Regions from separate parts of the Homo sapiens genome. Here region 1 is linked to region 2. A link is an interaction called in ENCODE POLR2A ChIA-PET data of the cell type or tissue named here. Cell type or tissue: PC-9. All regions are shown on one strand. Each heading gives the region's core, and the rest is flanking DNA. Links, peaks and the distances in the headings are about the cores only. Region 1 overlaps LDLRAD3 (low density lipoprotein receptor class A domain containing 3). Region 2 overlaps TRIM44 (tripartite motif containing 44).

Region 1 (10,066 bases), core at 3,769-7,768, 340 kb before region 2:
AACAGTTGCAGGGCAGAAGCTGATTGTGGAGGAAAAAATAAATGTTATCTCCTAAGATAGATTTACCCACCAAACTTACTAAGCCATGACATTCCAAAAACAGAAATAGCAAGGCCTAGCCAGTAGGTCAGATATTTTTTGAGTACTAACTCCCTAAGAAGTCAGGGTGAGGAAAGCCACAGTAAAGCTGTCTTCCTTAGAATAGTCCACACCATCTGCCTCCTCGCCCCTCAACATGGGGCTGCAGAAGGCTGAGCAAGGCTCAGATGGGCTCAGTTGAGGATAGCCAAGGCTGTGACTTGGTAGGGCCCCCTGGCTTTTGCAACTAAGGAAGGGCCAAAGGCACAGAGCACAGTCAAAAACCAGGGTGGCCAGCACAGAAGAAGTGGTTTGAGGGTGCAGGATGGGGGAAGGCAAGGAAACCAGACAGTGAAGCCCAATCCCTTGTCCTCCCTTCTGGGAAGACAGTCTGTTAAAAAGAGCATGAGCTCAGGAGTGAGCCAGACTTGGGTTCTAATGCCTAATTCTCTTATAACCATAACTAGCTGTGGCAACTTCAGACAAGTGAGCTACCCTCTCTGAGCTTCAATTTTCCATTTGTAAAACTGAGGAAACCCCACATCCCTGGCAGCATTGCTGAGGGATAGAGGGATGATAGATACAAATAATGACAAAGATATGGCTATAGATATAGATATGGATATAGCTATAGATATAGATATAAAACATATATATAGGTAAAATGTGGACATACAAGAGACAGAAGGATAAAGTATATATAAGAGAGCAGGTGGTATATACTTGGGGTTTAATAAATGGTACTAGTATATGTTACTCCTTCCTTCCCTCCATACATTCTTACGGACTCTCTGAGTCAGAGAAGGCTGGGTCCCTTTTCTCTTCCTGCCTCTCTAGAGTGGGTGTAGCCTGGTCAGATGGGAAGCCTGCTGGAATCTGGGCTGGTTAGCTGGAACGTGGTGGTCACTTAGATCCAGAAAAGCAGATTGTGGGGCCAGACACCAGGTTTTAAGGACACAGTTAAAGACCTCCCAGTGCAGACCCTGGCTGTGTGTCTTCTCATACATGATGGCCTCAGCTCAATTATTCCTAAGAAATAATTAGCCCTCCTTAAATCATTCCTAGATCTCTTTAATAGCAGCCAAACTATACACATGAACGAACCCTTCCAAACAACTATAAAGCTGTAAAGCAGGTCAAATGAGAAAGGCATATGGGACTCACCACTGGGCTTTGGGGGAGTTGCTTCACTTCCCTGAGCCTCAGTTTCCCCATGCATAAAGTAAGGCAGTAACAGACGACAATCAAATTCCCCCACTCATTCTTTGTTTCTGTGGACTCGTAATCGTCCCCATAGCAGGCAAACACACATCATCTGCCTGTCCTAGATAGAGTCTTCAGCATTTAAAAATAATAAGTGGGATTGACATAGAGCTCCTCCTCTGAGGGACTGAAAATATCCTTGAAAGGCAGGTACTGAAGATAGTTCCTCTTGTTTAATAGAGAGAGACTAAAACCCAGAGAGCAACCAGCTCATCAAAAGGCAGTGCTGGAGCTAGCCAGAGAATCCAAGTCTCCAGCTCCCAGATGAGACCCAATTCTGGCCTCTGCACTTTACAACTCTGACCTTCTCTACTCAGCTAGGAGACGGCTAGTCCCCATGGCCCCCTGCAACAGGAGAAAATAATCTCCAAAGGGACGGGAATCACACCTACCTCCCGTTCCCTATGGATTAAAGGGTCTCTCTGGTTCACTTCAATTATCCATAATCTTCCATCATGTCTCAGCAAATAAATGATTATTTGGCTTATCACTTCTGATTGGGAAAGCAACCCCGCCAGGGAGATCAAAAACGCCAGCCTGTTTCCGTCAAGCAAAGAGGGTGTGCATATTAACCAGTGAGTCTTTTTAAATTTTCTTAAGTAGCTTAATCCATTAAACTGGTCCATCCCGCTTCTACAATCTGCTCACACAGGCACACTCCCTCCTGAGCACGACGACAGGCCCTCCATCATGAGGAATTAGCTGACTTCTTGAGCAAATGATGTTTGTACATCTAGAAAGTGCCAGAGTTAAGCAGTGTTTACTGCTGGAGTCCCCACTTTAGTATGCATGTCTGAATGATCGCAGCTTTCAGACCTCCTGAGCAAGCAATTTACCTTTGCAAGAGACTATCAGGTTTGGTAAATCTGTTTTAAAGGGCTGAAACTGTGTAGACGAACCTGTTTGGGGTTTCCAGATTGCAAAGGGTAGCCTATGAAAAGGTAGCTTATGACCTTCCAGAAAACGAAGCAAGTTTAAAAATTAAAGATGGATTATAGAGCCCTTCTCATTTGAGTCAGCCCTGGAGCCCATACACTGAATTCTATTACCATTACTTTCCAAGCTCAGGGAATTACTTACCCACCCTGTGCCTCAGTTTCCTTATATATAAAACAGAGATTGACCAGATGCAAACTTGACAGTCTCCCTGGGTAATCAAAGGGCTGTTCTGTCCATCTTGGTATTGGAGCAAAGTAGTCACAGACCTGGAAACATTAGAATTCTCACTGTGTATCACTCACACAAGAAAACCTCTTAAAGAAAAAAAAAAATACTAAAATTCAGTAGAAGCTTCTGAATTTTTCACACATTTTATGACAGCATGCAAATAGTGGCCATAAGATTAACTAGGGCTCATTTCTTAAAGGTGTTATAATTCACGATTAAAGAATTACTATGATATAAAGACTAGATGTAATGTAGGTACATAACACGTCATTTCATAAGACAAAGCATTCTAATGTAGTTACATGATTAATAATTAGAGGAAGGGTGATCTGAAGTGTAAAAGGATCCACCCTGAACTGAATACAATAGAATCATACCAGGCGAGATGAAAGAACAGAAGGGAACTGTTTATTAGGAAACGATTTTTCAGTAAATTGAAATAACGTGCGCCACAGTGTGGGTCCAGTTCTTCAGGTGACTCCATTGCTCCCTGCTAACAGGGGCAGCTCAATATCAAGACACTGGAAGAAGTCAAAGGCCTGGTGAACGCTGAGACCATGATTAACCTTTAAATACGTTTGAGGCCAGGCACAGTGGCTCACGCCTGTAATCTCAGCACTTGCAGGGCTCAGGTAGGAGGATTACTTGAGCCTAGAAGTTCAAGATCAGCCTGGGGTATATAGTGAGACGTCATTTCTACCAAAAAAAGAAAGAATTAAAAATTAGCCAGGCATAGTGGCATGTGCCTGTAAGTCACAGCTACTCAGGAGGCTGAGGTGGGAGGATCACTTGAGCCCGGCAGGCAGAGGTTGCAGTGAGCCAAGATCACGCCACTGCACTCCAGCCTGGGAGACAGAGCCAGACCCCCTCTAAAAGAAAACAAGGTTTAAACCCTACAGTCTGCATATTCTTCAATCCCTTGCCATCTGTCCGGTTCCCACCACCATCACTCTCTCCTGAATCTGTCTTCACAAAGTCACCAGGGGGCCTCCCAATCATTGAATTCAAACGTTAATTTTCCATCTCTTCCTTAGGCACAATTCTGCTGCTTTGGATCAGCTAGATCATTCCCTCCTTCTGAAACTCCATTCCCTTGGCCACCCTCACACCATATTCTTCTCTTCCTCTGCCTCCCGTTAACACACACCTGGCTCTCTGATCATTCCTTCTCAGTCATCTCGGAAGCTCCTTTCCCTCCTTTAACAGCCTTCAGAGTTTTGCTCCCAACTGCTTAAACAAGCGATATCTTCCCTAGTTAAGTCATTTTGTCCACTATTAGTTGGACCTTCACGGTGATAACTTCCAAACCAACACCGCCAATTCAGTTCTCTTCCCTTCAACGACATCCTCCATCCACCCTTGGCTTCACATTTCCACCCCGTATTGCCAAAGATACTTCCATCCCTGGCACAAGCTCAGCATGTCCAAAACAGAATGTTGGGGTTTTCTTCTAAAGCTGCTCCTCCTGCATCATGCGCCATCTCAGCTGGTAGAACCACCAACCATCCCTCTCCCTCACCCCCACCGCCATCAACCAACTGATGCTTTCATTAATATGTCCCATCCCTGTCACTCACAACCCTAGTCCAAATGCTTCTCTTACCTCTTTGGCACTAATGGCTTCCTTACTGGCTTTCCTGGCTCCAGTCTTGGCTTCTAAAAGCATCCTTCACACAGCTGTAGAACAAATCTGACCACGTCACATGCTGTTTCAAATCCCCATTCCACAGCGGGTAAAACTCAAGGTCCCTGGGTCAGCAGAGGTGCCCTGGGTATCCTGGCCAGCCCACCTCTCCAGGGGTTTTCTCCCTAGTCCCCCAAGACAATGTACAAGCCCCCACTCAGACCTCTCAACATAACTTATGCAAACCTCTATCTCTTCATTTACCATAATGCTCCACAAATTTCTGTTGGGTGCCTTTCTTCCCCCGACAACTCATGAACAACTTTTAAACTACAGGAGGGAATGTGTTCTAATGTAGCCCAGAGCCCACAACAGAGTGTCTATCGAAATGGAGAGAGAAAAAGAAGGAGGGAAAAATGGACAGTTGCTTCCCTGTGCTAAAATACTATAAACATTTTGTGGATTATTCCTTCAAATTAGGATTATTCCTCCATCTTGTGGACAGTCCCTATTTGCATGCATTTTAAGATTACAGAACTAAAACATGTCTCTTCACGCTCAGATAATAACTTGCTTATTTTAAAAGGTAGGAGCGGGCATAGGAACCAAAAATTCATGTTTTTATTCATATTATTTTTTATTCATATTATTATTTTCTTTCCTGAGAAGGCTATGGACCCTAGGATTTTCTGTGAGGCAACCTTTACCTCCAGATTAGCTTGAGTGTAAACCAGTAATTCTTCATGGCTCAAAGTAAAAATTCAAATGTAGTCCAGTCCTTCATACTGCAACTTTGGCAGGTAAAAGCTTGCCTCCAGAACTCCGGGGCACAAGGACTTTGCATGTGATAACATGTGCTGTCAGCATCATCTGACACAGCTGCCCATAGACAAACCCAGCATTCTGTGATGACCCATGCCCACAGAGCCAGCTCACAGGGAATCAAGGTCAGACACATGTTAAAGGGGAAGAGAGCCAGGCCCAAGTGCATCCAGCAGGTGACAACGCCTCTCTGAGTCAGCCCTCTGTTTCTGCTCTGCACTGGGTGGCAGACCGCCTCTCAGTCACGCCTCCAGTCCTCCATCCACAGAGAGGTTGATTCACCTTCTCCCCATGGTGAATCCCAAACCATTAGCACCCTAACTTTGGCCTTTGTTTCTTTCTGTATCCAGGGAATAGTGACAGCTGCAACACAGTGTGATGGGCTACTGTGCTCTGGGACTCTCACCCAGAGCAGGCAAAGGCACAAGCCCTTTACTACTGGAGAGGTAAGGGTGAGCTGGCAGGAATGAAGGAGCCTAAAGGGGTTCAGTCGAAAGCTTGCCTCTGTTATCAACGGCCACTGAAGTGCTGGGACCCAGGCCCTTGGCCACCCCATTCCTGGAAGCTCTGGTGTCCTATGAACAATGAGGCCAGGTTATCTACCTATATGGAAGGTGGCAGCTCTCCACATGACCTGGATGTGAAGAGAGGAATAATGGCTCCACACGAAGCAAGACTGACATAGGAAATGCCAGCAGAATAAAGAAACATAATGAACCAGAGTGCCAGCACATCTCCAGAGACTCTCCCTGTCTCTCCTTTTGTCAATCAAGTGCCTTTATGCTAACAACATGAGAGACCATGGTTTTTAAGAGACACGGGGCAAGAGATTCAGCTTTGCACTGAACACCCGCGATAATCAGCTCCAACAGGCTCCAACCCCTGCCTGGCATGGCTCACTTTCCAGCTCAGATCACAATCTACCCCGTGCTGCACAAATGATAATGCATTTACAGACAGCCGGACTCTCCAGCCAGGAGGAAAAATTTCACCTAATTAAATAAAAACAAAGCAGAAAACCAAAGCCTTCAATGCCAGAAAGAAGAAGTACTTGGTCTTTTATAGAGTTTTATAGCCAGAAATGCCCATCGAGATTTTTTTTTCTAAATGTGTGTTTTAAAACAATCCTCTATGTCCCTAATTGGAACTCCTTAAGAGAACTGCAAACAAACCAAGAAAAAAATGAATAAAGAAAACGAACAAGCATGGCACAAAAAATAAACATGGCTAATAAATGAAAAGATGCACAGCCTCACTAGCAGGTAAACAAATGCACGTGAAATGCCATTGTTTAGAACAATGCGACTGGCAAAAGTTGAAAAGATGAGTACTCTTGAGGGTTGGCAGGGTGAGGAAACTGGCACCCTCAGACCCTACTGGTGGGAGTATAAATTGGTACCATCTCTCTAGGGCCATTTGACAGCACCTGGCACAATTTATAATGAGCTTACCTTTGGACCCACTGATTGTATTTCTAGGAATCTAGCCTTAGAAATATATAAATGCAGGGAGAAACACATAAAAGGCTGGGTTTTTTTTATTTATAGCATCACTTGTAAAAGTCCAAAACTTTAAAGAACTCAAGTGTCTATAAGAGGAGATAGGTAAATGAAAGGGATCTTCAAAGTTTGTGAAAATGCATATTATGAAAAAATTATGCATGGATTTTAAAATTTTTCTGTACCCAAATAAACTCATACTAACTTGTTATAACATGTCTGAACAGGATCGAGCTTGAGGAACTAAGAAGGATAAGACATCAGTTTGAAAAAAGCCCCTATTGGAGCAACATGAATTCTGCTAAAACTGAAGCAAGAACAAACATCAAATTTATGATGAAGCTTGGGTGAAGGGATGATGAAATCACTGATGCTTTACAAAAAGTTTATGGGAACAATGCCCCCTGCCAAAATCAGCAGTTTACAAACACCTAACTCATTTTAAGACGGGGCAAGACAGTGTTGAAGATGAAGCCTGCAGCCGCAGACCATCCACATCAACTTTTGAGGAAAAAATTAATCTCGTTTGTGCCCTAATTAAACAGGATCCATGATAAACAACAGAAATAATAACCCACAGACATCTCAACTGGTTCAGCTTACACAATTCTGACTGAAAAACTGAAGTTTCTACCTGATGAATGCCAAAACTGGTGCACCCAGAACAGCTACACAGTAGAACAGAGCTTTCAATGGAAATTTTAAACAAGCGGGACCAAGATCCTGAAGCATATCTTTGAAGAACTGTATTAAATGAAACATGGGCCAGATGTAGTGGCTCATGCCTATAATTCCAGCACTGTGGGAGGCCAAGCGGGTGGATCACTTGAGGTCGGGAGTTGGAGACCAGCCTGGCCAACATGGTGAAACCCCGTCTCTACTAAAAATACAGTCATGGGGCATGGGGGTGCACGACTGTAATCCCAGCTACTCGGGAGGCTGAGGCACTCGAATTGCTTGAATCTGGGAGGTGGAGGTTGCAGTGAGCCAAGATCACGCCAATGCACTCCAGCCTGGAGAACAGAGCGAGACTCAAAAAAAAAAAAAAAAAGATGATAAAATATGGCTTAATCAGTACAATCATGAAGAAAAAGCACAATCAAAGCAATGGCTACCAAGAGGTGAAAGTAGTCCAGTCACAGCGAAAGTTGACCAGTCAAGAGTAAAGGTCATGGCAACAGTTTTTTGGGATACTTGAGAGCTATTTTGCTTGTTAGCTTTCTGGAAGGCCAAAGAACAATAATGTCTGCTTATTATGAGAGGTTTTGAGAAAGTTAGCCAAAGCTTTGGCAGAAAAATGCCCCAGAAAGCTTCACCAGAGAGTCTTCCTCTATCCTAGTAATGCTCCTGCTCAATTCAACTCATCCAACAGGGCAATTTTTTGAGAATTTCAATGGGAAGCCATGAGGCAGCCTCCTTACAGTCTTGGCTTCTGATTTTGTTCCCTAATCCTAAAAATCTTTCAAAGGCAAATGTTTTTCTTCAGTTAATAATGTAAAAAACACATTGACATGGTTAAATTCCCAGAACCCTCAGTTCTTTAGGGATGGACTAAATGGTTGGTATCATCGCTTACCAAAGTGCCTTGAACTTGATGAAGCTTATGTTGAGGAGTAAAGTTTATATTTTTATCTTTTAATTATGTCTTTCCACAAACTTTCTGAGGTCCCCTCCTATGATGCAATATAGCCATAGTACCACATCAGCCTTTAAAAAGAATTCAGGAGTTAGAACGTACTGACACGGAAGAATAGCCACAATAGAGTCAGAAGGGAAAGAGCAAGTTGGAAAACAATATGTATAGCAGAATCCCATGTTTGTTCATCGCTAGAGATGTAGATGTATAGTGTACTGGTATTTACATTTATATCTGCACAATCTTAGAACACACACTCTGCAGGGAAGGAACTGAGAGGTCCTTTTAGAATGTGGGTATATTTTCTATTGGCATCTTTTCTTCAGAACCAATTGCTTAAAGTGTCACCATAGTAAATATGCCTGGAGAACTTACGAAAGCGGCCAAGATGATTTAGGGGAGAGGTGGCATAGCGCTGCTCATTGTAAAAATACATACACACAGAGAAAGATTTGTTCCTTTAACATTAAGAAACAAAACCCAAAAGGAAACAGTCATCTTACTCACCAAATTACAAAATATTTTCATGAAGCATTCCTTAAAGCACAAGAGAAGTAAGTTTGGGATAAGAGTACTTGATACAGTCAGAAACTAATAGTCCCAAATGTTGGCTCAAACTAAAAAGAAAAACTGAACAAGGAATCACTTGGAGAAACCTGTGGGTGACTGCTTATTAATGAGTTAGCATAGAAAATGACCCAAGGGCTATGTTTCCTTTTATTCCCTTTTAGAACACAAGTGTATTCTATAAAAGCTCTTATGAGCCACCTTCCACAGCCACACTTCTCCCCTCCCTTCTGGCCAGCCCCACTCCCCACAAGAGGCCCACACCTCAGTTGCCTGGGTGGGATGCCTCTGACTCTGATTAAGGGATGTAAACGTCATTCGTCCTCTGCGGGGAATGTGGCAGGTCTCTCCAAATCTCACTTGCCCTCCCTGTGAGCTCACACTTACAGCCTGCTCTGGACTCCTATTTCCATGCTACTGGGTCTTCCAGGTGGCATCAGGCCACGATTTCTGCTGGAAAACAGACGAGCTCATTCAAGGGCGCCTGGAACAAGAGTGCTGGAGTCTGGAGCCCAAGGCTTGTGGGAGGTCGGGTCGCCAAGGTTTTGGAGTTGTCCTTGCAACCCAAGTGGGTGGAGGGTTATCCTACAACCCACCTCCTGGAAGATGAGGTGGAAACTAGATCTTTTTAACGTGGAGTAAAAGGAGCCAGACATTCTTGCCAGTTCAAAAACAGAAGAAAGGAATCTGTGATGTTGGAAGTCAGAACAGTGGCGGGGGGCAGGGGGAGGATGGAGTGGGGGCACCACCGGGGCTCTGGGGTTGGCAATGCTGTACTTCTTGAGCTAAGCCCTGGTTCCCCAGGTGTGTTTACTTCATGGAAATTCATAGAGCTCCCCAGTTAACATCTGCGCGCTCTTCGGTATGTGCGTTAAGTTTCTATAAAAAGTTTACTTAAATAAAAAGTAAAAAACATGTTTTTGAACAGCACAGCTGGCTTATAGACACCATTCCTCTCCTTTCTTCCTTCTACAGCCTGAGCAACCAGCAACCTCACTATCAAGTCCAAGAGTTCACAATGCAATGACAAGGGGTGGGGACGGGGACAGGCAATGGGGGCAGGGGGCGGGGGGGGGGAATGGCATGTCCCGGATTTATTTTTAATTGATTCACTCATTTTCTCTGAATACTCAAAACAGCCCCACTCCTTTTCTGCAATGCCCAAAATGGCACGAGCCACACCCTGATAAACCCCAAGCATGCAAACTTCTCAGACCTGGCGCAAGGCTCTGCGGTGGCATCTACTGAAGCTCGGCTTAACAGCCAGACTCTGGGATGCATGCAGAAAAGTCTACATGGCTGCTGTCGCTTCAGTTCCAAAATGAATCTGAACAGGGAGTAGGGGACTGCCCTGGAAGCCAATTCCAGCTCCAGTTACAATCCAACTCACTTTCCAAACTCTTCTGGGAT
Region 2 (10,066 bases), core at 2,828-6,827:
TTGATTAATCTGTAGAAGCATAGGATGCTTCACAGAAGCCACCTCCTAGGGATGAGTCATAATAAAACCAAAGGACAAAATGCTGTACATGTGAAGGTATTCTTTAGTCTCCAAAGCACTTTCATATGCTCTTTCATTGGCATCTCACTGAAAAGCAGTGTATTCTCACTTTACAGCTGAAAAAAATGGCTGGTGAAAATCAAATGAACCCAAAGCTCAGAGCGCTTATACTCTTTCACTGGCATTTCACAGTAATACAATAACTAAAAGGTAGTGTATTCTCCTTCACAATGGACAAAAATGGCATTGTGGATGTCAAACAATGTCCCCAAAATCACAGAGCTGGTCAGTGACAAAACCAAGATCAGAAAGATCTAAATGAAAAAGATTTATAACATATACATGGTATCAAGAATACAGAAAAAACACATAAGGGATTTCTATACATCAGTAAGAAAAGGCCAAATAAACCCAACAGAAATCTCCAAAAAAAAATGAACAAACGAGACCCTGTCTTAAAAAAAATAGAAATGTGAAATGCAAACACATCAAAACATGCAAAAGATGCTCAGACTCACTCATGATTAAAATATAATTTCTTACCCATCAGCCTGAAATAAATTTTAATCTCATAACAGCAAGTGTTAGGCCCTGGGGAAATTGGGGACTTCCATATGTTGTTGATGGATATATAAAATAACTGCCACTCTGAAATCACATGCCTACCAATCCACTTCTCCTTTCCTCTTGAGGAAGACTAGCACCTGTGTCAAGGATGCATGTACAAAAGTATTTATTGCAGCACTGTTTGTAATACTAAAAATCTGTAAACACCCCAAGGATTCATAAATATTGGGTGGCTAAATAAACTGTGGAATTAACACACTGTGGAATACGACATAGCAAATAAAAAGAATGAGGTAGGTTGTATGTACCTGGATACAATGCATGACATATTGTTGAATTTAAAAAAAAAAACAAAACCTTGCAAAATGGTACATGTAACAGTTTTTTAAAAAATTATTACTTTCTATGAGTGACATAGGTATGTAGAATATTAGAAAAGCAATTATTGCTGGGACTGGTACTTAGGATAGAAGGATTTTAGAGTTAAATATATTCCTATTAATTGCATAATTAAGATTTAGCATACTAAAAAACAAACAAACAAAAAAAGGCAGGCAGTAAGGCAGGGAGAGAAGCAGAAGTTGACCAAGAGGGCCAAGGTCTCCTGCTTACAGTGCTTCTTCCCATGAATTTGCCTAAATGTAAATACTGGGGCCTTTTCCTTTGACAATGCAAACATATGGACCAGCAGATTCAAGAGAAGGTTCTTTACTTGATATTCATGTATGGATTTCAGGGGGTCTGAAATCCTCAAAACGATATAAAATTTGGGCTGTACATGACATTAGCTTTTCTCACATCCTCAAAAACAATTAACATTCCAAATGTAAAGAGCATTGCACAAAGAGAAAGGAGACCTAGGTTTTACTACTAGCACTGCCAGCAACTGCTTGTGTGAGCTTGGAAAAGTCATTTTACATCCCTGGGTTTCTGTTTTTCCATCTGTAAATGAGGAAGATGGACCAGATCAAAAGCTATATATCCACAGCCTGAGGCCTACAGAACTATTTTCTTTGGCTTTTAGAGTGTTGTCCCACACATCCACTAAGAGTTTTAAGTTAGTTGCTAGCATTTAAAAATGAGGACATATGACATAAAAATAAAGATTTCTAGCTTCTTTTGTAAATCCAAAGGGTATGACTGTAATGGGCTCCCATTCCCATATAGCAGAAATTGGCTGAAGCTGAGTAGCAACTACTCACTTTAGGCAAAGCAACCTCTCTCAAGTTTGCCAGTTACCTTGGCTTGCTTCTCTTCTTTACATTACCTTTCTGGTAGATATCTGAAGTTGCTATCCCTGGAAGCAATTCTAAATGTTTTCTACCTCTAATGTTCCTTGTGTTTGAACACCATGAAAATTGGGGTGCCTTTCTTCAAAGGAGTACATATTACCTGATACATTCAGATCCATCCACCCCAAAACACAGAAATAACATTTCATGCTAATGGAAACATGCCTTAAAAATGGGTAAAGGGTAGAAGCAAAAGTAGAATATGGCAGGTAGCAGTGGCATCAGAATAGGAAGAAGAATTCCTTGACAAGTGGTCTCTGCACTTTCATGGAAGTCAGTCTAGTCTAATGCCAATAACCAGCTAGGCACCCAAAAGAAAAGTCACGTGTCAGCAAAAATGTAAATATAAGCCACATAAATATCCTAAACTGGCTCCTGAATATTGAATTCTATTATTACAAAGAATCAATCAGAAGATGTTGAATTCAGAAAGAATACTAGCTATCTGTATTGGGGTGTTTTCCTCCCTATTCCATTGGCTTGTGTTGATATCATTCTTCTAAAAAAAAAAAAAAAATCAATCCAACTTAGTCATTTTACCAGAAGGTCTTGTCTGGGAGAAATTGTGGAAAAGGATCAGAAGATGGAATACAGAAGTCCTCCTTGGTCAGGCGCAGTGACTCATACCTGTAATCCCAGCACTTTGGGAGGCCAAAGTGGGTGGATCATTTGAGGCCAGGAGTTTGAGACCAGCCTGGCCAAGATGGAGAAACCCTATCTCTACTAAAAATACAAAAATAAGCCGGGCATGGCCTGTATTCCCAGCTACCTGGGTAGCTGAGACATGAGAATCACCTGAACCCAGGAGGTGGAGGTTGCAGTGGGCGGAGATCAACTGCCATCTATCCTGAGCAACAGAGTGAGACACTGTCTAAGAGAATGGGGAGGGGAGGGAGCGGGGAGAGGGGAGAGGGAGGGGAGAGGAAGTCCTCCTAAGGAATCAAATCAGAAAGCAAAGTTTTGTCAAAAGGAAATGAAATTAAATTTTAGTATCACCATCCCATGTACGAAAATTTTTACCACCTCCTTTATATTACTTCATTTTCTAACTCCAAACCCACTCCTACACTAGGCCATCACTTTTAGTTGTCAGACTCAAAGTCATTCTTGGGTCTGAAAAAAAATCCATCAGCAAGTCTTTTTAGGCCGAACTCTAAAATATATGCCATATCCAGTTGGCATGTATTCTTCACTATCGTATTGTCCACTATTCCCAACCTGGTACAAGCAGCAATACCGCTCCCACTCTTGCTACCCAACAGCCCATTCTCCACATAGGAACCAAAGAGAAGTTTTAAGAATATAAACCAGATCATTTACTCCCTTGCTTAAACAGTCTATGACTACTTAGAATAAAACCCAAAATCCTTACCACAGCCTACTTGGTAATCTGACCTCATCTACTAGTCAACCCCTACCCCACCACTACTGATTATACTCCAGCCATTCATTTTATCCCCTTAGTAAACTTGTTCTATCTCAGGGCTTTTACACTTGCTGTTCCCTTCAGTTGAACCACTATGTCCCTAGAGCTTCTCATCACTGGCTCTAACTACACCCAGGTCACTAGTTCAAAAAGTCCTCAGATCCTTAAAAAGCTTCCCTCTCATTCCCACATCCCAGTCACTCCCTATCTCCTTCCCCAGTTTGTTTATTCACAGTACTTATCATTATTTAAAATATCACTTATCATTTAACTTCCTTACTGTCTGTTTTGCTCAAAGATTATAAATTCCATGACTTAGAGTTGCTTCTTGTTGGTTCCCTACTGGCCAAAATACTCCACCTGGCAAATTTTAAGCCTTCAATAAATATTTGTTGAATGAATAAATAGACCAAAAGAAAAGAAATGCCACTAACTTCGAATAATATATAAAATTATCTTAAGAAATACTATACCTCAAAGAATTGTGGTAAACATTAAATGAAAGAATATGCAGAAAGTTTAGAGAAGCAGTACAAGCTAAGTTCTCAATAAATGTTAGTTATAATTTCTGTTGTTATTATTAATTAAATAACAATACATTGAGTGACTACTAAGTATCAGGTATTGACCTAGAGAAGTGCTGAATAGAACAAAATAAAAAAAATATTTTACTAATTAAAATTATATATAATATATAGAAAGAAGACCAAAGAGAAGGGGAAAATAGTTTTAGGATATTCAGAAAGTATTCATCTATTAAATGCCTTCATATAGAAAATAAACATAAGGATAATGTGTCAGTACAACTTAGATTAAATATGAGAGGGAGTAATCAAATTTGTAGAGGCAAAATGGAATGGTGGAAAGAATATGTACTTTGTCAGGCCTGGATTCAAATCCCAGTCCTTACGCTTGCTAGCTAAGTAACTGTCAGCAAAACTTAACCTCTTTTGAGTTTCCTCATACATAAAATGGAAAACATAACAACATAGCTAATTGTGGAATTTTATTAAGGATCAAATGAAACAATATATGAAAAGGACCTGGCCACAAACCACTCAATAAATGACAGCTATTTGTTATTTTTCTCATATCTCTGGAAATTCAAACAAAATTCAGCAACAGACAAAATTCAACAACAGTCTCAAAACAACAGTCTCAAAATTCAAAAACAGACAAAAACAGTCTCAAAATTCAACAACAGACAAAGGTTTCTAGACTCTTGGTTTTATAACCTCGGCCAAAGATTAGCATTTTCATTATTTATACACATGAAGTCAGAGTCTACCAATCAACACAGGTTAGAGCCTGCCAGGGTTCACACACACTCAAAATTCACAGAGGAAAATAGTATGGGTGCCTATATAAACTTAACCTTACATCTCTCCCCATGACTGCCTACTAGAAAGAAAATGAAGGCTATTTTCCAACCAGAAAGTAAAGAGTATCTTGTCCCCACCTCCCCTCTGCTTCTATAAAAACTTCCCACAGTTCAGAATGTAAAACAGAATCTAAAGAGGACAACCAGCAAGACTTGTGAACCTAAAATTAGACCTACCAGCTGTGTTTTGGTTAGCTAGTGCATAAGGCACCAGCAGGACACTGAAATATACAGAAGCCTCTTCTCCAAAGACAAGTTTTTCTCCAGCCTATCTACCCACCAGATTAGAGCAGGCAGAAGGAACAGAAGGAGAGGGGGATGAACAGTTTGCACCCAAGAAACTTGGTGTCCAGAGCTTCTACTGCTGCCAGACTAACTTGTCTGGAAAGGAACTCAGAATAGAACCTTAGATGGCTTTATAACAGTAATAAGAATAAGAGCAACCCATTGCTGAGGGCTTATGATATTCCAGGCACTGTGCTAAACTCTTTACATCTATGATCTTGTTTGTTCCTCATCATAACTCAATAAGGAGAAACAATTACTTAGCTCATGTTACAGAAGAAGAAACCAAGACTCAGAGGCTGAGTGAATTACTCAACATTATACAGCTAGTAGGTGGAAGAGCTAAGACTCAAAAACAGACTGCAAAGCCAACTGGGTCAAAGACTGTTTGGTCCTTCAATATTCTTCTCCCATTTTTCCTTAGTAAAAGAACCTCAGCTTTTAGCTGCACACGCTGTGGCCTGGAGAAATGACTGTTTCCCAGTCTCCCTTGCAACTAGATAAGGCCAGGGTATTGAGTTCTGGCCAATGAAACATAAGCAGCAATGTATATAACTTCTCGAGAGTTCCCTTTAAAATAGAGCAGTGTGCCCAGCCAGGTGCAGTGGCTCATGCCTGTAATCCCAGCACTTTGGGAGGCCGAGGTGGGTAGATCACGAAGTCAGGAGATCGAGACCATCCTGGCCAAAATAGTGAAACCCCGTCTCTACTAAAAATACAAAAATTAGCTTGGCAGGGTGGCAGGCGCCTGTAATTCCAGCCACTTGGGAGGCTGAGGCAGGAGAATCACTTGAACCCGGGAGGCGGAGGTTGCAGTGAGCCGACATCGTGCCACTCCGTCTCAAATGAACAAACAAACAAAAATAGAGGGGTGTGCCCTTCTTCACTTTTCTATGTCTGTCATTCTGGAACTTGGACCTCCAGCAGTCATCTTGGCCCATGACACAGTAAGGATGTCAGAATGGAGCTGAAAAGAGCCTAGATTTCTGGTAACTTCATGGTTCTGCCACGCCAACCTTAGACTGCCTACACCCAAAGTTATTTTATGTGACAGAGAAATAAACATCATGTGGGAGTGGTTATTTTGGATTTTTCCAAATTATTTCATTATTTTAGATGCAGTCAAATTAATCCCAATGTAAACACTGATCTACAACAACTATGCAATACTCTCTCAGTTCTTCATTAATGCCCTGGAACTAGACAAGATTATTACACTTCCTATCACATACTTCATGTTCATCTACCATCCAGCAGGCACTGTGCTAGGTGCTGGGAATACAAAGATGAATAACATATAGTTCTAGCCTTAAAGAATTTATAACCCACCAGGGAAAGACATGGAAAGAAATAACATGACATAGTACACAGTATTTAGTGCTACAATAAATGTTCACAGGCTGTTATAATGGGAACAAAAGGATACCTCAAAGCCTGTATCTACCTAGTAACACCCTACCCATCTTTCAAGGCCTACCTCAAAGACTCCTTCCTCTAAGAATCTATTCCTGGCTCCATGCCCTCCAGTGATATCAATTTCTCTTTTCTCTCCACTTCCATAGCATACTGTTTGTACCTTTTCTCTAATACACACAAATAAGCATGTGAAAAGATTCTCTTTCCTATTAGGCTGTAAGCTTCCTGAAGTTAGAAACTTTGCTTATTCTTCTTCGTATCCACCACACAGTTCACCATAATAAGTGCTCCAAAATTATTCAGATGAATAAAATTAGTTTAAGAAAATAAAATATCATTCTCTAAAATGAAAGCCAGCTATATGTTATAGTTTGGACATACTATAATGAATGTATTTGCTAATCTTCTTATTGATGTTAAAAACCAATTATTACCTTACCAAAAACTAACTAAACCCATCTGAAGTGGGTTTAATATATAAATGTTCAACAAAAATAATCTAGCACATTATAGTATACATCAAAGTCACTGCCCATAGAGTTATTTGCCGTAAATTGTGGATTGAGCCTTTGGTATATTTGGGAAATTTTGTTTGATTGGTTGGTTTTGGTTTTTTCATTCTTGATCAGTTTTCTGACATTTAAAAAGGGCATCAATATTGATTTTTTTTGCACCTGATGCAATGTTGACTTGATCCTATCATAGCGATATATACATACACGCAAACACATGTGCGCATGTGTACACACACACACACACACGCAAATTCTCTCTCTCTCCCACTCACACACACAAGATTCAACTCTCCCAGAGCCAGCCTTCTGCATTTCTTACCCCATTCTCATCTCTACTCCCCGTATCAAGACTAAAGCTTCTGTTTCATCCATTGTCTATAATACGTCTCCTATTCTGAAAGGTCCATGAGCATCTGTGTTCCTTACTGCCACCTAACAAGTTTAGCCCCTGGTTCTGAATATTAAAACAATAATAAGAACAGGAAACTCGGCTGGTCCTCTCAGACTGAACCATAACTTCAAGCAGAACACATACGAGGCACTGATACAGATGAATCTCTGGCTTCTCAGACTTGGGTTAGGTGCAAGCGGAGAGAAAAGGTGGGTATGTCAATGAACAGGCAGGCAGGGCAACCTCCCTGTCAAGAGTGGTGGTCAAGACAATGGTGACAGAGGCTCAAGAGTCCTTTATCACCAGAGGAGCCTAAGAATAAGCCTACTGCATCAGCAACCTTACCCAAAAAATCAATTGCCTAACAGCATAAAATGCCTATGAACTCATCCTATTTTGATTGAAAGGCCAGGAAAGAGAAAAAGAGGGCACCAGACTTCTAGGAGAGAGAATAGAGAAAGCCTGGACCTTTTCTCTCAAAAGTGGATTGTTCAGACCACTGGCTAAGCACTCTAGTTCTTTAATGAAGCTCCATCACCATCAATGTTAAATCCCCTGAAAAATCTAACTAATGTAAAATAATCTCATATTCCCTCCATAGAGCAGTATTTTCATCTATGCTAACAACACATTCAATTGCTAGAACAATGCCATTCTCTCATTTACAGAGCCAACTAACCCTTCTATAAGGAGTTGTTCATTTACACCAAACCAATTGTCTCTGCCATGAATAAAATCACTGGACTCTATACAGTAGCATCGAATGGTAACACAATAGGAAAATTTCCCTAGATCTTCACAGGATGTCATAATTCAGGTCTCTGCCCAATATCATATGCTCAGAGATGCCTTCTATAACACATCTTATCAAAAAGTAACCTATCCTGCCACACCAACTCATTCTTACATTACCATGATTTATTGTTTTCATTGCATATAACACCATCCAAAATTACTCTACTATTTCTTTCCCACTGTAGAGAGTGAATTCCAAAAAGCTAGAGCCCTATCTGTCTAGTTCACTGCATACTTCCAAGACTTTTTACAGGTTAAGAAAGTACATTTTGATTGGAAATCCCAGAACTGCAGGCCTCACATAAACTTTCTACAGAACTATGCAGGGTGGCTCCAACTAATGACAGCATGCCATCCCCTTTACCTTGGTCTTAGCGTTTGTCTTATTCTGTACAAATAAATAAGACACTGGTTGAACCACTATGTATGCCAGTGCTACAAACTCTAATTAGAAGGTGACCTATATCTCTTCAGCAAGAATAAAAAGTAAAAAATATAAATAGATACATTACAGCAAGCCTTCAACCTTCTGTCTCCCTGTCAGAGCTTCTTCTATGGGCTGAATGAAAAGCCAGATTCACTGACCACTATGGAATATACTACGGCATACCTCCAGCCCCTCGAGAATCACAGCTATATCCTCCCATTCACCCAGACACCAATGTTCCTCAGTCACTCCCCAAGCAGTTGTTCCGCTTATCACTTAACCAAACATTCTCCCCAAATATCCATCTTAAAAGCAAAGGGTGTGGCTTAAAACCCTTTTGATCTGTCTTTAGAAAAGCCATGTTAAGAACTCCACAAATGCTATATATTTACTGAATTCTGCCAACCACTTCTCCCTTTGCCACTTTGTAAGACTCTACCTTTTCTTCAGGTGATCTTGGGGTACACTAGACGAGTGGTTTTCAAACCACAGGACATGACACATTAGTGTGCCATGAAATCAGTTTAGTGGGAGTGTCTAGAATTTTTTTTAACAGAATAGAAGAGAAACAGAACATATCGTATGTAGTAAGGCAAATGGTGTTCCATTTGAGTTAAAAGGGTATGTGTAGTGGGTGGCTGTGTGTATAAAGGAGATCACAGTATAAAATATATTTCCTCTACTGTAGGTTGTGTTCAAAATAATTTTAAAAATTACTAGACTACTGAGTATATCTAAAGCACTTTTATTGTTCAACATAAAAATTCATTAAATGTATCTCTGAATGCAAATTCCCTTGACAATGTAAGAATTTTCATATGAATAAATCCATAAGCCAGATCAAGCTCTTTTGTCAGATCCAGTGACCCATTTTCGTAGATAGAAATTATGGTCAGAGTAAGAGAATCCCACATATCTGAGATGACAAGTCATGACTCAGGTAAGAAGTCATAAATTGGGCTGCATAACTATTTTTCTATGATAAAGCTAAAGACTAGGCTCAGTTCAAACTTCGACCCACAAAATCTTCTGGAGACCAAATGCCACAGACCAAAACTGCAATACAGCAATGTCCAGGAGAAAAGAAAGAACAGTACTTCAAGTGACTAAATGCTGATCTTACGCCTTCAAGATGTTCACTCAGTCCATTTGGCCTAGCAGGTTGTCTCCATCCCTAATCCCCTCTTGCTGTAGGATCACCCTGTTTTTCTGCTCATTCTGGCCTACTCTGAAGTTTGCTTTTTCTCTAAATGTCAGCAGACTTTGGCAAGAACTTGGCCTTCTATTGCCAATATCAGCCACTGACAGCCTGGTTAAACACTGAGGTATCAAAACATAAATTGTACAAATTCCTCTCAATTCTAAACTTGTATAATTAGCCTCCTTATATTAATAATAAAAAGAAGAGCTAACATTTAGTGAGCACTAACAATGTGTTAAGCATTGTTAAAGTCTCTTAATCACCCACAAAGTCATTTCATTCTCACAAAAGTTCTATTTTATTTCTTATC

The links. Peaks named below come from ENCODE experiments on the same cell type or tissue, not always from the same donor. Only the 100,000 strongest peaks of a DNase experiment are listed, where the experiment ranks them.
Region 1: POLR2A ChIA-PET joins it to region 2 with 8 read pairs; 2 of 35 experiments call an interaction of 5 or more read pairs at or near these places.

Annotation. Positions count from the first base shown.
Region 1 is chr11:36,014,974-36,025,039 of GRCh38, reverse strand. The region is part of intron 1 of LDLRAD3 (low density lipoprotein receptor class A domain containing 3); the gene reads right to left. Among named protein-coding and RNA genes, the nearest start is that of MIR3973, 9.9 kb to the right of the region's middle. RefSeq lists an enhancer at 6,072-7,271. In PC-9, for the core only: no CTCF peak of the experiment used is centred there; no DNase peak of the experiment used is centred there.
Region 2 is chr11:35,671,358-35,681,423 of GRCh38, reverse strand. All of the region lies in intron 1 of TRIM44 (tripartite motif containing 44), which reads right to left. Among named protein-coding and RNA genes, the nearest start is that of TRIM44, 14 kb to the right of the region's middle. In PC-9, for the core only: no CTCF peak of the experiment used is centred there; a DNase peak (open chromatin) is centred at 5,303; H3K27ac peaks cover 628 bases.